2 separate regions of the Homo sapiens genome follow, and region 2 is linked to region 1. Evidence: chromatin loops called from intact Hi-C (ENCODE). Cell type or tissue: CD4-positive, alpha-beta T cell. All regions are shown on one strand. Each heading gives the region's core, and the rest is flanking DNA. Links, peaks and the distances in the headings are about the cores only. Region 1 overlaps BCO2 (beta-carotene oxygenase 2). Region 2 holds the start of LINC02764 (long intergenic non-protein coding RNA 2764).

Evidence for each region. A loop is a pair of places that touch in the nucleus more often than their neighbours do. Peaks named below come from ENCODE experiments on the same cell type or tissue, not always from the same donor. Only the 100,000 strongest peaks of a DNase experiment are listed, where the experiment ranks them.
Region 2: a loop joins it to region 1, with 5 times the contacts of the local background. A loop is called at or near these places in 29 of 110 quality-filtered maps.

Annotation. Positions count from the first base shown.
Region 1 is chr11:112,218,391-112,221,303 of GRCh38, reverse strand. It overlaps BCO2 (beta-carotene oxygenase 2), which reads right to left. Exons shown (of 12, transcript NM_031938.7): 12 at 2,358-2,913. It also overlaps the pseudogene RPS12P21. Among named protein-coding and RNA genes, the nearest start is that of PTS, 6.6 kb to the left of the region's middle. RefSeq lists a silencer at 1,044-1,251. In CD4-positive, alpha-beta T cell, for the core only: CTCF peaks have their summits at 1,201 (motif pointing right) and 1,400 (motif pointing left); a DNase peak (open chromatin) is centred at 1,363.
Region 2 is chr11:112,554,197-112,557,109 of GRCh38, reverse strand. It overlaps LINC02764 (long intergenic non-protein coding RNA 2764), which reads left to right and starts at 1,308. Exons shown (of 4, transcript NR_104155.1): 1 at 1,308-1,433. In CD4-positive, alpha-beta T cell, for the core only: CTCF peaks have their summits at 995 and 1,203 (motif pointing right); a DNase peak (open chromatin) is centred at 1,219.

The DNA of each region.
Region 1 (2,913 bases), core at 149-2,648:
GGCCTTGAATGTCATTTAAGTATAAACGAAAGGAGGTTTCACCCCCTTATCTCCCTTGTAGCTCCCCACAAAAAGGGAATTTTCATCTGCTTAAATCACATTTCCAGGCACTGGTTGGGCCTTGTTGACTCACAGGCAGGCCTACAATGTGTTAGAAGTACCACACATGGTGTTGCTTACTCTCCAGAGCTATGCTCAGAGGAAAAAAAAAAAAATCAAGCCAAAGCTCTCCCCTACTCCCACCCTGCCCCAAGGAGGCCTAGCTGGCTGGTTCATACGTTTTCCTACTGCTTGCCTCCTGTGGAGGACCCAACCTGCCCATTTGCCTCTTCCTTTTCCCCTCAATTGTGCACCACTTACTCCCTTTCCTTGAATCCTCAGACACTGGCTAGTGGTAAGAGTTGGGCTTAGGCAGAGGAAGAGGCCCAGCCTATGCTTTGGGCCTTGGTCATATGCTCACTCAATTTTACCAGAACTTTCTCCCTTGGATTACCAGGCATATATGCCTAGATTATAACATGCCACTGATCCTTTTTTGTGTTCTCCTTCAAGAAACAGAGAGCAGAGCAGAGCCAAGGCAGAATTCAGGTATCCTTAGGTCAAAATCTTATGATTATACTGCTATCCTTCATATGTCTGAACTTCATTCCCTGTGTATTAAGATAGAGATTTATAAACAGAGGAAAGATGTGACAGATCTATGGACTTGCCAGAGGTCATCCAGAGTCTCCTTCACCCTTCAGATCTAGGAAGATCAATCAAATCTCCATGTTTTGTCTGAGGAAGTACAATGAATGCCTTTTCAGGGACTTCTGTGAAAGGAAACACTGGGGGACTTACACTCTCATGGTTACCTGAGGCTCTTTGCTCCTGCATCTGCTGCATTAGTTCTGTTTAGGCATCTTCTTGCCATTCTAAACCTGCTGCTGTGTTCTGCATCTCACAAACCCAGACATGGAACTCAGCCCTTTTACTTTATTGCCACAGTGCAAAGCTCCACGCATGGCATTTGCATGTATGGAACACATCACTAAAGAAGATGGGGTCTGTGAAGTTTGAAGTGACTCTTAAGGAAAATTAGACAGGAAACTATGTTAGTCCAGGACGGTGCAGAGAGCCTAACCATGAGTTCACAGGTGCCACATATTGTATGTCTGGGGGTCTTCTCCAGAGCATTCACCATGTGGAAGGAGCATAAACAGTTTAACTGGTCCTGGAATGGTGTTCAGCAGAGGGAAGGGAGTGTAACTGAAGGAAAAGGGAACAAGGGATTTTGGGGGTGTTGGCAAGAGTGTCGTTTAAGTGACAGACCTTGCCTGCCTACGGCTGTTGGTAAGATCAGGCAGGGTTTAGAAATGTGAAGATTATATGGTCTCTAGTGCCACCTGCTGTCCAATTAAATGAAGCACTACTGGCTTGTCATCCATCCCTGAGAACTATACACGTAGAGATTAGAATAAATGCCTGATTTTAGTGATGTTCCTCAAAATAAGCTCCCAAAGCCGAGCTGAGGGTGGGGTGGGGGTAGTGGGTGGTCCATAGGAGGGTTGTGCAATTGCAGTAGCATCTGCTGTGGACAGCAGAGAAAAAAACAGTTTAGAAGAAGCCTCCATGCAGGATATAGCCAGCTTCCTGTCTTCTGAGTACCTTAGGACCAATGGTAACAGGCAGACTGTGATGGAAAGAACAAGGTGCTTTTCAGATTTGTATTCAAAGTCTACTATCTATGATCATTTGTATTTCTTCTCCTAGGACCTCTGTCATCCACCTATCCGATGATGGTAATTGACAGAGCAGGAGCATCTTTATTTTGGACAAACCGCCACTTTAAGTTCCAGCTCCCTTTCTAGCCTCATGCATTTCAAGGAAATCACTTCTCTTCTAACTACAAGCAAACAGAAAAAGCAGACAGTAAAACACAAATAAAACAGCACGGGCACAGAGGGAAGTAGGGGGAAAGTCTCTTGGGTAACTGCCAAATTTCACCCTCATATAATGGGCCCCAGTGAAACAGTGGGCCTTAATAAGGACATTCCTCTCCCTTCAGGTGCACTAAGATAGGGAAGCTAAAAGCAGACTTTGGGGGGTATGCCTGCAGCTGCAAAAAAATATGTATGGGAACAAACACACAACTCTCCCTCCCAAATAAACACAACAAAGAAACACAGAAGCAGTCCAAGCCTCTAATAAACTCTCCCACCCTGAATCCTTAAAAACTCTTAGTCTGTAAAAAAGTGTGCCTCTAATCTAACTCAGCCAAAAGGCTCCTCTCGGGTTTGTTTTTTCTAAAATAAACCTGTCTTAACTGGCAAGCCACCTTTCATGTTTCTTTCCTCTTTCTTTAATTCTTGCAGTAATGACCAAAATACATGAATTTTTATTTCGTGTATTCTTATTATTACCTAGAGGAAGATATATCCAATAAATGAAATTTAAAACCCTCTTCAAAAGGTTGTATCAATACTTTCTTAATTATTTCAAGTAAGAGCCCTAAAAAATAAATATCTATAACCATAGTTATATTATGAATTCTGCTTTGTGGTGTTTTTTCTTAAGAAACATGAGTGCCAAAGTTTTATTTGTTCATTTCTTACATTTGAAATACTCTTCGATGACATCCTTGACTTAAGATTCTTTGACCTAGTCCTTAACTACTGCACAACTGCAGCCAACCACTTTTCGGGGGTTTCCCTCTCAGTTTTACAGAGGCCTACCCATTCCTCTGGTTTCTTGTTGTCATCAACCTTAATTAGGGTGAGTTGGTGTTCAGCACCATGGGACTCCACCAACTTGACATACATAGGCTCATTGCAGTTGGGTGCAGGCAGACAAAAGTGGGCTTGGTGCTTGTCTAACGCTTTGGCAGCTTCACAAATTGCACATGCTAGGCCATGATGAGTGAGGGCAGTCTTC
Region 2 (2,913 bases), core at 200-2,699, 340 kb before region 1:
ACAGGAGTCAAAGGCGAATCTGGGGATGATTCTGGGAGGGAACAACATTGGATGGTACCGCTGCATGGCCTGTCTGGCTCCTGAGCGTGATGTGTTCTCCCTCTCATCTGCTAGATGGGGGCCAGACTCAGAAGGTAGGAGAGCTGCTCTGCTGGGGGCCGAGGTTGCAGTGAGGGGAGAAGTGTGTTACTGCCTAGGGTGAGAAATCACATCAATAATAAACACATCGCATATCCCCCTTCCAATTTGCAAAGCACTAATACCCTATATTTTTTTCACTTAGCCTCACAAAATCATGCTCATTTTACAAAAAAAAGAAAAAGGAAATGGATGAAATGAAAGAGCTACTACCATTTATTGAATGTTGAATATGTGCTAATCACTGGACAAGGAGGCTTGTGCCTTTGTGATTAGCACATACAAGGATCATATAAATGTAATCATCTCAATTCCTCTGTGAAGTACGTCTTTTTACCTCCAGAAGGACTTAAGATTCAGAGAGGGTAAGAGGCTTGCCCAAAGACCGCAGCTACCAGGTGACAGATCAGAATTCAAATGCAGGACGACGGCAAGATGCTTACTAGCAGATCATTTTAAACGAGCATGCCTGGCACGCAGTAAGCACTCCGTAAGTAGTGTCGTCTGCTACCACTGGTGTTCTTAGAAAGGCTCTGGCCCAACCCTATCCTAGAATCATCACTCCATTGCAGGCTTGACACTGGAACCAACTCTTTGCTCTGGAATTAGGTCAAATCATTGCTGGCTTCAGGCCCTTCTCCATTAAAAAACGTACCCATGGAGATAATGAATGCACTGAATTTCTACCAGTCATTACGCCTTGGTGTCAATCAGAAGGAATGTCCCATAGGAAGGCTAGGACTGGGCATTCCTCTCTACCTATCACATGATTCGATGAGCACAGGGTGCTGTGGTTTGATGTATAGAGTCTGCCTTTCTTAAAGGAGCCCTGATTGTGGCCTGGAGGGGCCTATGTGACATGATTCCCGTGAGGCCAGCCTAGCAGAGGGCAGGATGGCTATCTCTCTACTGTGGCTACAGCTGCCTTTGGAGCTTTCTCAGGAATCCCGGGTGTCCACTGATTGAACAAATGTACACAAACACAGCAGAGCCTGCTCCTGCCAGAAACAGACTCAAAGCTACAGCGACCAGTCCCAGAAAAGTTCCCCCAGGCCAGCTCAACTCCCACCAGCAGGGGTCACACCTGAGCAGCCAGAAGGGTGAGGGGCCCTGATAGTCTGGCCTACCAACCAGCAAACCTTTGTATGCTGCGGGTGAGGTCCATACTCAGTCAGCACATGGAAGGGGAACTGGAGGAGAACATTAAGCTGAGAGGAGGTCCTGGTGGGCTGGGGCCAACTCCCCAGGAGCAGAGGAAGCAGCCAGCAGCCTGGATGGGCAGAGGTGAGACCAGGGTAAGCTACACCTCAAATTGTGCCTCTGCAGGTGGCTACCAATGTCACCTTAATGAGGTGTCTCAGACAACCAGAGGCAGCTGTTCACCTGATGGCCCTTCCCGGCTAGTGGCAGGAGGCTATGTCACTTCCCCTCGAATGCCACCCCGGTCAGATGGCCAGATAGAAGCTGAAGTAGCCCTGAGTCAGTCCTGGAACCAGAGCCCCCACAGTGGGCACTGAACAAGGCCATGACCCGTCCCAGCTGAAAGGGTAGAGAGGGCCCTTTCCATAGCCATTTGGGTTCTGATTTTTTATTCTTTTCCTCTGGAAGAAGAGTCAAAGGACCTTCCTCAGCAAGGGAGGTGGTAGGAACGAGGGTGAATGTCACAGGCTGGGTTTGGATGCTTTTGTGGTATCTCAGAGTCTGAGCACGAGACATATCTGAAAAAAAAATCTTGAATAAAACATGGAAAATGAAGTCCACCTTCCAGAGTTTTTCTCATAGCTGGGAGTTGGGGCATCTGTGGCAGCTGACTTCATTTTCCCCTTAGCATCTGAGGTCCTCACAGCAGGCAGACCCAGCTAGACTTCAGATGACTCCATCCACAGGGGAACAGGATTCAAATCGCCTCCTGATAACCTCTGGGGACATTATTTTTCCCCCTTCTGGTTAATTTCTATTTCAATGTTAAGCAGAGACCCTTCTTGCCTCTCGGCTACTATCCCATTTATTAGTTTAATTTAGAAAAGGACTCTTTAAAACATTCCATTGAAATGATTATCCTGGACTGGGAAAGGAGCCCCAGCCACAGTGGGTGGTTTGTGTTGCTCGGAGGCCATGAGGCTGGCACTGGCTCCCCGGTGAGTGATGGGGACACACCCTGTGGCCCGGGGCTAGAGGACAAGGGCTAGAGCACAGTGCCCTGCACCTAGCTCCTTGATGGGTCAGAGCCCAGTTAGGCTGTGTGCAGGGGGAACAAGATGGGTGCACCCACAGATAGGGGGCTGAGGTGGGAGAGGGTAGGCATGGGGGGCTGACCCCAGGCAGGACCAAGACCTGAGCTTACAGGTACAGGGCAATCCCCAGGATGCCTTGCTGCCCTCAGTCTCCAAAGCAGGCGGAAATCCTCACCTGTGCTTAGCATTCCCCTACCTCTGTGGCAAGGAGTCCTGCTCCCTGAGGGTGACTACTTGGTCCCTGGCCCTGACTGCCCCAGGACAAAGTACAGAAAGGTCTGTTGAGAGTCAGCAGGTGAGGTTGGAAGAGGTAGGCTTTGAGGCAGACAGAATGAATCTAATTCAGACCCACCACTCACTGGCTAGGCGACCGCGGGCAAGTGAGTTAATTTCTTTATGACTGACTTTCTTCCTCTGAAAGCTGGAGATGATGATAGCTACCTCAAAGTATTTGGTAAGGAGAGTGTATGAGCGCAGGAAGAATGGCCAGTGAGGAGCCTGTCAAGTAGGTGCTCAATAAAAGTCCTTTTCCGCTTCCCTT